Linked DNA regions of Homo sapiens: region 2 is linked to region 1. Evidence: chromatin loops called from intact Hi-C (ENCODE). Cell type or tissue: K562. All regions are shown on one strand. Each heading gives the region's core, and the rest is flanking DNA. Links, peaks and the distances in the headings are about the cores only.

Region 1 (5,536 bases), core at 464-4,463:
TCGCCCGCCTCGGCCTCCCAAAGTATGGGGATTACAGGCGTGAGCCACCATGCCTGGCCATTTATGTTGTTTTTAGTTGGAGAGTTCTGTAGATTTCTATTAGGATTATTTGATCAAGTATTGAGTTTAGGTCCTAATATCTTTGTTAATTTCCTGCCTCAATAATCTGTCTAATAGTGTCTGTGGGGTGTTGTTTTCTTCCACTATTACTGTGCTAGAATCGAAGTCTCTTCATAGGTTTCTAAGAACTTGCTTTATTCATGTGCACTCATGAATAACACCTCTTTTCTTCTGTTCCCCCCACCCCATAAACATTCTTTAAAGTGCACACAGTGTGCCCAAGGCTACTCCTTAGATGCCTGAATCCAGTTATCTACTGAGTTCAGATGTCCAAGAGTTCAAGAGCATGTCCTGAGACCTGGCTGTTGTAGGAGAAAATATAAATTAGAAATAAGAGGCTTTATGATTCTGTTTCCTGAAAATAAGGGAGAATATTTTGCTCTTCTCTGTTTTCTTAAAGCATTTAGATTATATGTAGATATTTTTCTGCTTTTTTGAATATATGTAAATCATATGAACAGCTAAATAAACCCTTTGTTTTTCTTTTTGACTCAGGATTCATTTTAGTTTTTTTTTTTTTTTTTTTTGAGATTGAGTTTCGCTCTGTCATCCAGGCTGGAGTGCAGTGGTGCGATCTTGGCTCACTGCAACCTCCGCCTCTTGGGTTCAAGTGATTCTCTTGTTTTAGCCTCCCAAGTAGCTGGGACTACAGGTGTACACCACCATGTCCAGCTAATATTTGTATTTTTAGTAGAGATGAGGTTTCGCCATGTTGGCCAGGCTGGTCTCGAACTCCTGACCTCAGGTGATCTATCCACCTGCCTTGACCTCCCAAAGTGCTGGGATTACAGGCCTGAGCCACTGCACCCGGCCAGCAACTTATTTTCTATTCTTGCAGATCCAGTGATTGTTTCACAAGTCACAAAAAAGTAAATATAAACACAATAAAAATTCCTTTAAACTACATTGAAATTTTCCTTTCTGTGTCTCTCTCATCTGTCTATATTTTGTTTTTATTCTATGCATTTTTTAAAAAATCAGTGACAGAGAAACAGAAGAAGAAGTAAAAATGCTGGGCCCTTCATTTAAATCCTGGGAATTATTGAATGTTTGGTACTAGCTCCCAGGGTGTTACGAGGATTCAATCACATAATGTGTTATTTCCAGCGAAGCGCTGTGTAACATACTCTTGAGAGTGAGAACACGGTGAACACAGTGTCTGCTTAATAAACATTGCAGTAGTACATGTGTACATGCTGTTTTTCAAATGCAGACTTATTCAGACATTGCTGCCTTCTGTTTAATCTGTAAACTTTAAAGAGACAGCGAAGAAGATACTTTAGGGTGGAGATGGATTGTCTTCACTTGTGTTATGACAAGAGTGCTGAGTGTAAGGTACACTTTGCTGTGCCTGCTTCCTCTAACTAGAGCTAATAATGAGCCTAAGGGGAGCAACATCAGCATTGACGAGGACTTGTTTAAAACACCGATTCATGGACCCTTTGCAAACCTGCAGAATAACATTACATAGAGTTGGGTCAAAATTACGAAGTGATTTATAAGCTCGTTAAAGTCTGAGAGGCAATGCTTAGCTAAGTGGTTATCAGCTCAGGCTTCTAATGAGGATTACATGGCCAATTTGCAGAAATCTTTTTACTTGTGCCCTTTCCACAAGTTCTGTTTAATGTTCTTGGTGGAAGCATCCATGTTGTTTTAATTATTAGATTGGTGCAAAAGTAATTGTCGTTTTCGCCTTTTTTTGTTTTTGAGACAGATTTTTGCTCTGTCACCCAGGCTGGAGTGCAATGGCTTGATCTCGGCTACTTCAGCCTCTGCCTCCTGGGTTCAAGCGATTCTCCCACCTCAGCCTCCCCAGTAGCTGGGATTACAGGCATGCACCACTACGTCCTGGTAATTTTTGTATTTTTTTTTTTTTTTTTTTTTTTTTTAGTACAGATGGGGTTATGGGGTTTGGCCATGTTGGTCAGGCTGGTCTTGAACTCCTGACCTCAGGTGATCCACCCACCTTGGCCTCCCAAAGTGCTGGGATTATAGGCATGAGCCACCACACCTGGACTGTTTCTGCTATTTAAAAAAAAAAAACACTATTATTATTACTTATTATTTTTATTTCTTTTACCTTGCCATTAAAAAAAAATTGGCAACAGCCACAGTTATTTTCACACCAACCTAATAAGTGCCTCATGTGATTCTAGAGTGAGAACAGAATCAGCTATGAGGGGTTCAAAATACATTCATGAGAGTTAATTTCTGCCTTTGTACTAAAGGGTGGTCACAGGGCCAGTTCTGTTTGAGTTTGGTAGGAACAGGACAGTACAGCCCATATTGCCATTACTGTAGCAGAAATTGCTGGTGTCTGTGGCAAGGGAGGGCACCTGAGGATAGATAAAGAGAAACTTTATTTTTATCTCTGTGGAGTAGCTCATTGTTCCTGAATCTTTGCTGTTATAAAGAACAGAAACGGGCGGGCTTTATCTGTTTTGGAGTTTTTCATGTCATCTGCCTGTGGGTGTGGTGCTAGCAGATAAGCAGGCGGTGCTGACACTTCAAAGGCACATTCTCAAGATGCAGGTGTGTAATTAGTCCAGAGACTCTCATCTGAGAAGGAATCCCAGAGAAGGAGGAGAAAAGGGGAAAAAATGGCCTTTTTTTTTTTTTTTTAGCTAAACATGTCTCAGATCAAGAGCTGTGTCCACTCTGCCTCCTGGAATGCCATGCGTTTAGTACTTGTAAACCTTTGCTTCTCTACTTGCATTTTTCTTCCCTATTAAGTTTATTTTAACTACTTTAAAAAATTCTCATGATAGTCAAGCATCTCTGAAAAATACTTCTTTCCTATATACCAGAGCCTACTCTACTTTCTCTACATCGTGGCTTCTTATATTCCATGCAGAATTCTCACATGACTTTGTGATGTGCAACATTAAAAATGTTTCCTTTGTGGCTGTGGATACTCAACATTCCTATTGGGGAAAAGCTGGTGCCGAGACCAGCTCGGTCAGGGAGAACCTAACCCAGCGGCGCTAGAGGAATTAAAGACACACACAGAAATATAGAGGTGTGAAGTGGGAAATCAGGGGTCTCACAGCCTTCAGAGCTTAGAGCCTCAAACAGAGATTTACCCACGTATTTATTGACAGCAAGCCAGTGATAAGCATTGTTTATGTAGATTATAGATTAAAAGTAGTTCTTATGGGAAATAAAGGGATGGGTTGAAATAAAGGGATGGGTTGGGCTACTTATCTGCAGCAGGAGCACGTCCTGAAGGCACAGATCGCCCATGCTATTGTTTGTGGTTTAAGAAAGCCTTTAAGCGGTTTTCCGCCCTGGGTGGGCCAGGTGTTCATTCCGGTAAACCCACAACCTTCCAGCGTGGGCGTCATGGCCATCATGAACATGTCACAGTGCTGCAGAGGTTTTGTTTATGGCCAGTTTTGGGGCCAGTTTATGGCCAGATTTTGGGGGGCCTGTTTCCAACAAGCTGGGGTCCTTTGTAAATATGGAGAACATGTAATGTTGGGGTTTCATTTGTGTTCTCCATTAGCTCTATGCAGAACAGAATTAACAAAATGCTTATTTAAACAGGATAACATTTATTACCCAAAAAGTTCTAAAAAATAATTACTCAGAGATGGCCAGGCATGATGGTTCATGCCTGTAATCCCAGCACTTTGGGAGGTTGAGGTGGGCAAATCACCTGAGGCCAGGAGTTCAAGACCAGCCTGGCCAACATGGTGAAACCTCGTCTATACTAAAAATACAAAAATTAGCTGGGTGTGGTGGCACATGCTTGTAGTCCCAGCTACTAGGGAGACTGAGGCAGGAGAATCGCTTGAGCCTGAGAGGCAGAGGTTGTAGTGATCAGAGATTGCATCACTGTACTCCAGCCTGGGCAACAAGAAAAAAAATTATTAGGAGAAAACTGCTCTCTACGGTGTTGAAGACTACTTAAAATTACTGTTAAAAATAACAACATAAGATAGGCACGTCGCTCACGCCTGTAATCCCATACACTTTTGGAGGTTGAGGCGGACAGGAGTTCGAGACCAGGCTGGCCAACATGGTGAAACCCCATCTCTACTAAAAATGTAAAAAAAAAAAAAAAAAAATTAGCTGGGCATGGCAGCGGCGGCAGGCGCCTGTAATCCCACCTACTTGGGAGACTGAAGCAGGAGAATCGCTTGAATTCGGGAGGCGAAGATTGCACTGAGCCGAGATCACACCATTGCACTCTAGCCTGGGCAAGGGAGCAAAACTGTCTCAAAAAAAAAAAAAAAAAAAAAAACCATACACACAAAATAACAACATAAGAGTTATCTGTATCTTGAAGAGGGCATAAAACTGATGTTTGTGTATGGTTAAATTCAGACTATAATTTACTTTTGCGAGGGGCAATATTGAAGCAGTGATGCTGTGTTTTTCTGTGTGCCTCAGCGCATCATACAAATCTGTCCTGGTTCAGTTGATGTTAATGATTCACTTGGTATACCTATGTAACAGAACATGTAACCTATGTTACATGTTCTGCACATGTAACCCAGAACTTAAAGTATAATAAAATAAAAGAGCTCTCTGACAGATTTATTTTTCTTACTATAGAGTTAATTATTTTTCTCTTCTTTATTAAGTATCTTTATGCAGCTGATGTGCATAAACCATCACATTTAATCTGGAAGCTGCCCTTCTTTCTTAGGTTTCCTTTGTATATATTTGTCTTTGGAAAATAAAGGCTCTCATCTTTGTTTACAGGCCAGAAAAACTGGGAAAATCACAGGCTCTTCCACTTACTGGATGTTTGACAAAATATTCTTCTTGGGCCAAAAACATTGGCATTACTGGTGAGCTTGTTAAAAATTTGGAAACTCAGACTTTATTCCAGATCTTCTGGAAAGAAAATCTGCATAACAAGATCTCCAGTTTATTACTGTACACATTAAAATTTTAAAGCTAGCTTGTAACACAGCATTTCTTTTCTATCTGAAAAATATACACAGCTGATTCTGTATGATGTAAATATAGCACTCACAAATGTACGTGTTTGTGTTACTAATTTTATACTTTATTATCTAGAAAAGTATCATATATAAACTGCTATTGTGGATCTTATGCTACTCTTTTCTCAGAGTTAGAGAACACATTTGAGAATATTTCTGTTTTGAAAATTATTTTATTGGATAATTTTAGTCACTCCTATAAGTAAAAACCAGTTCTCTTTACTTTCGCATTCCACCTTGAGTCAAATTAAATATTCTGTCCAGAGCAAGTTGGTAAATATGTTTTTGTGTGTGTGTGTTTTTCAGGGACCACTGACATTTAGGGATGTGGCCATAGAATTCTCTCTGGAGGAGTGGCAATGCCTGGACACTTCACAGCAGAATTTGTATAGGAATGTGATGTTAGATAACTACAGAAACCTGGTCTTCCTGGGTGAGGATAATTTTAATACATAATTTAA
Region 2 (5,536 bases), core at 639-4,638, 190 kb before region 1:
CTATATAATAGGCTCATCCTAGCTTCTTCTTTTTTTTTTTTTTTTTGAGACAGAGTCTCCCTGCGATGTCCAGACTGGAGTGCGATGGCACGGTCTCAGCTCATGGCAACCTCCACCTCCTGGGTTCAAGTGATTCTCCTGCCTCAGCCACCCGAGTAGCTGGGATTACAGGCATGTTCCATCAAGCCCAGCTAATTTTTGTATTTTTAGTACAGACGGAGTTTCACCATGTTGGCCAGGCTGGTCTCGAACTCCTGACCTCGGGTGATTCACCCACCTCCGCCTCCCAAAGTGTTGGGATTACTGGCGTGAGCCACTGCGCCCAGCCATCCTAGCTTTTAATATAAAAATTAAACATATTTCAAAAGTAAAATTAGTGGCTCTTTTAAGTCATGAGAAGGATATCTTTGTTAGAATCAATTTGCCAAAGTATTTACGTTAAGCTTAGTAATAAGTGCTTTAAACCAAAATTCAAGTTCTACATACTCTCTCAGGATAAAAAGTGGCTTTTATTTTTTTACCAATAAAATATTTTTTAAACTGTTATTTCCAATTTAGAGGGGGTATACTTAACCTTTCTAGACTCCCTCAGTAATTGGTAAATTACTCTTTTTATTTTGTTATTATTACTTTTTTCTTTTTCCTTTATTTGAGAGAAAGGGTCTCATCCTGTCACTCAGGCTAGAGTGCAGTGGTGCAATTATAGCTCACTGCAGCTTCAAACTTGTGGCCTCAAAAAATCCTCCCTCCTCAGCCTCCCGAGTAGCTGGGACCACAGGCACAAGCCAGTGTTCCCAGCCCATTATTATTACTTTTAATGTCTGCTAGTTCTAGGGGTGCACGAAGATTTAAAGGGCACATTTTTCCGGGATTTGGCCATAACATGAGCACTGGAAATGAAAGAAATAGGTCCCATAGGGAAGGCAGTGCCCGTGAGGGTAGAATCTGGGTGTGGGTGTGACCACTCCCCATCCCAACTTGGCTCTATCTTGTCCTTTGAAGAGACAGAGTAATAGCAAAAGGCAAGAAGGGGACTTGGGTTTGGGGTCACAAGGCCTGATTTTAGGTCTGGAGTTGGCCTCTTAAAGGCTATGTGAAGTTGGCAATGTCTTCAGTCCCTCTCCTGCATTTGCAAAATGAGGAAGGTGAGGCTGGATGAGTTCTGAGGTTCCTTTCAGTCTTTTTTAAAAAAATTTTTATTTCCATAGGTTTTTGGGGAGCAGGTGGTATTTGGTTACCCAAGTAAGTTCTTCAGTGGTGATTTGTGAGATTTTGGTGCACCCATCACTCAAGCAGTATACACTGAACCCAATGTGTAGTATTTTCTCTCTCACCTTCTTCCCACCCTTTCCCCCTGAGTCTTAAAATCTGTTGTGTCATTCTTATGCCTTTGCATCCTCATAGCTTAGCTCCCACTTATGAGTAAAACATACGAGTTTGGTTTTCCATTCCTGAGTTATTTCACTTAGAATAATAGTCTCCAATCTCATCCAGGTTTCTGTGAATGCCATTAACTGATTCCTTTTTATGGCTGAGTAGTATTCGATTATATATATATTTGATTATATATATATATTTGATTATTATATATATTCGATTATATATATATATATATCCACTTGTTTATATATAGTTTTCATCCACTTGTTGATTGATGGGCATTTGGATTGGTTCCACATTTTTGCAATTGCAAATTGTACTGCTATAAACATGCCTGTGCAAGTATTTTTTTTGTATAATGACTTCTTTTCCTCTGGATAGATACTCAGTAGTGGGATTGCTAGATCAAATGGTAGTTCTATTTTTAGTTCTTTAAGGAATCTCCATACTGTTTTCCATAGTGGTTATACTAGTTTACATTCCCATCAGCCGTGCAGAAGTGTTCCCTTTTCGCCACATCCATGCCATCTATTTTTTTTAATCTTTTGATTATGGCCATTCCTGTGAAAGTAAGATTGTATTGCATTTTGGTTTTGATTTGCATTTCCTTGATCATCAGTGATGTTGTGCACTTTTTCATATGTTTGTTGGCCATTTGTGTATCTTCTTTTGAGAATTGTTTATTCATTTTCTTAGCCCACTTTTTGATGGGATTGTTTGTTCGTTCTTGCTATTTTGTTTGAGTTCATTGTAAATTCTGGATATTAGTCCTTTGTCAGATGTATAAATTGTGAAAATTTTCCCCCATTCTGTGGGTTGTTGTTTACTGACTGTTTCTTTTGCTGTGCTAACGTTCTTTAGTTTAATTAAGTTCCACCTATTTATCTTTGTTTTTATTGAATTTGCTTTTGGGTTCTTGATCATGAAGTTTTTGCCAAAGCCAATGTCTAGAATGGTTTTTCCAATATTATCATTGAGAATTTTTTGTTTCAGGTCTTAGATTTAAGACCTTTATCTATCTTGAATTGATTTTTGTATAAGGTGAGAAATGAAGATCCAGTTACATTCTTCTACATGTGGCTTGCAAATGATCCCAGCACCATTTGTTGAATAGGGTGTCCTTTCACACTTTTTTTTTATTGTTGTTGCTTTGTTGAAGATCAGTGGGCTATAAGTATTTGGGTTTATTTCTGGGTTCTCTATTCTGTTTCATTGGTCTATGTGCCTATTTTTATATCTGTACCATGCAGTTTTGGTGACTCTGGCCTTATAGTATAGTTTGAAATCAGGTAATGTGATGTCTCCAGAAATGTTCTTTTTGCTTAATCTTGCTTTGGTTTGTGGACTCTTTTTTGGTTCTATATGAATTTTCAGATTGCATTTTCTAGTTCTGTGAATAATGATGGTGGTATTTTGATGGGAATTGCATGGGATTTGTAGATTGCTTTTGGCAGTATAGCCATGTTTACAATGTTGATTTACCCATTCATGAGCATGGGATGTGTATTTATTTGATTGTGTCATCTATGATTTCTTTCAACAGTGTTTTGTAGTTTGGTGTATTCCTAAGTGTTTTATTTTTTTTTCAGCTATTATAAAAGGGGTTGGGTTGTTTATTTGATTTTCAGCTTGGGGTGCTGTTGGTGTATAGCAGAGCTATGGATTTGTGTACATTAATTTTGTATCCTGAAACTTTGCTGAGTTCATTTATCACTTCTAGAAGCTTTATGGAAGAGTCTTTAGGGTTTTCTAGGTATACAATTATATCAGCAGCCAACAGCAACAGCAACAAAAAGCAGTTGTTTTTTGTTTTTGTCTTTTTTTTAGACAGAGTGTTGCTCTGTCACCCAGGCTGGAGTGCAATGGCACGATCTCAACTCACTGCAACCTCTGCCTCCTGGGTTCAAGCAATTCTCCTGCCTCAGCCTCCTGAGTAGCTGGGACTACAGGTGCCCGCCACCACGCCTGGCTAATTTTTTTGTATTTTTAGTAGAGACGGGGTTTCACTGTGTTAGCCAGGATGGTCTCGATCTCCTGACCTCGTGATCCAGTCTATCATTGTTGGACATTTGGGTTGGTTCCAAGTCTTTGCTATTATGAATAGTGCCGCAATAAACATACGTGTGCATGTGTCTTTATAGCAGCATGATTTTTGCACATCTTTTTGATATGCTGTTGGATTTGGTTAGCTAGTATTTGGTTACGAATTTTTGCATCTATATTCATCAGGGATATTGGTCTATAGTTTTTTTATTGGTTGTGTCCTTTCCTGGTTTTTGGTATTAGGGTGATACTGGCTTTATAGAATGATTTAAGGAGGATTCCGTCTTTCTCTATCTTGTGGAGTAGTGTCAATAGGATTGGTACCAATTCTTCTTTAAATGTCTGGTAGAATTCAGCTGTGAATTTGTCTGGTCCTGGACTTTTTTTTGTTGTTGTTGGCAATTTTGTTATTACCATTTCAATCTCGCTGCTTCTTATTGGTCTGTTCAGGATTTCTAATTCTTCCTGATTTAAGCTAGGAGGGTTGTATCTTTCAAGGAATTTATACATCTTCTTCTGGTTTTCTAGTTTATGCATATAAAGATGTTTAAATAGTACCTTAAATAATCTTTTGTATTTTTGTGGTGTTAGTTGTAATAGCTCTTGTTTCATTTCTAATTGAGGTTCTTTGGATCCTCTCCTTTTCTTGGTGAATCTTGCTAATGGTCTATCAATTTTATTTATCTTTTCAAAGAACCAGGTTTTAGTTTCATTTATCTTTTCTATTATTTTGTTTCAATTTCATTTGTTCTGTTGGGATCTTGGTTATTTCCTTTCTTCTCCTGGGTTTGGGTTTAGTTTGTTTTTGTTTCCCTAGTTCCTTGAGGTATAACCTTGGATTGTCTATTTGTGCTCTTTCAGACTTTTTGTTGTAAGCATTTAGGGCTATAAATTTTCTCTTAGCACTGCATTTGCTGTATCCTGGAAGTTTTGATATTATTCAGTTAGAAGATTTTTTTAAATATCCATCTTGATTTTATTGTTGACCCAATGATCATTCAGGAGCAAGTTATTTAATTTTCATGTATTTGCATGATTTTGAAGGTCCCTTTTGGAGTTGATTTCTGGTTTTATTCCACTGTGGTCTGAGACAGTACCTGATATAATTTCAACTTTCTTAAATTTACTGAGACTTGTTTTGTAGTCTATCCTGTGGTTTATCTTGGAGAAAGTTCCATGCACTGATGAATAGAATGTATATTCTGTGGTTGTTTGGTAGAATGTTCCATAAATATCTGTTAAGTCAACTTGTTCCAGGGTATAATTTAAATCCATTGTCTCTTTGTTGACTTTCTGTCTTGATGACCTGTCTAGTGCTGTCAGTGGGGTACTGAAGTCCCCCATTACTATTGTGTTGCTGTCTATCTCATTTCTTAGGTCCAGTAGTAATTGTTTTATAAATTTGAGCACTCCAGTGTTAGGTGCATATATATATTTAAGATTGTAATATTTTTCTGTTGGACAAGGCCTTCTATCATGATATAATTTCCTTCTTTGTCTTTTTTAACTGCTGTTACTTTAAAGTTTGTTTTGTCTAATATAAGAATAGCTACTCTTACTCACTTTTTGTGTCCATTTGCATGGAATTTCTTTTTCCACCTCATTACCTTAAGTTTATGTGAGTCCTTATGTGCTAGGAGAGTGTCTTGAAGGCAGTAGATAGTTGGTCAGTGAATTCTTATCCATTCTACAATTCTGTATCTTTTAAGTGGAGTGTTTAGGTCATTTGCATTCAACGTTAGTATTGATATGTGAGGTAGTATTCTATTCATGATGGTGTTTGTTGCCTGTATACCTTGTTTTTTTATTTGTTTGTTTTATAGGTTCTGTGAGATTTATGCTTTAAAGAGGTTCTGTTTTAACATGTTTCCAGAATTTGTTTCAAGATTTAGAGCTCTTTTTAACAGTTCTGGTAGTGCTGGCTTCATAGTGGCAAATTCTCTCAGCATTTGTTTGTCTAAAAACAACAGTATCTTTTCTTCATTTATAAAGCTTAGTTTTGGCTGGGTGCAGCGGCTCACACCTGTAATCCCAGCACTTTGGGAGGCCAAGGTGGGTGGATCATAAGGTCAGGAGATCAAGACCATCCCGGCCAACATGTTGAAACCCTGTA

Evidence for each region. Hi-C counts contacts between places; a loop is a spot of excess contacts. Peaks named below come from ENCODE experiments on the same cell type or tissue, not always from the same donor. Only the 100,000 strongest peaks of a DNase experiment are listed, where the experiment ranks them.
Region 2: a loop joins it to region 1, with 2.1 times the contacts of the local background. A loop is called at or near these places in 1 of 110 quality-filtered maps.

Annotation. Positions count from the first base shown.
Region 1 is chr7:64,912,200-64,917,735 of GRCh38, forward strand. It overlaps ZNF273 (zinc finger protein 273), which reads left to right. Exons shown (of 4, transcript NM_021148.3): 2 at 5,382-5,508. Among named protein-coding and RNA genes, the nearest start is that of ZNF273, 12 kb to the left of the region's middle. In K562, for the core only: no CTCF peak of the experiment used is centred there; a DNase peak (open chromatin) is centred at 2,592.
Region 2 is chr7:64,722,495-64,728,030 of GRCh38, forward strand. No RefSeq gene overlaps it. Among named protein-coding and RNA genes, the nearest start is that of MIR6839, 46 kb to the left of the region's middle. In K562, for the core only: no CTCF peak of the experiment used is centred there; no DNase peak of the experiment used is centred there.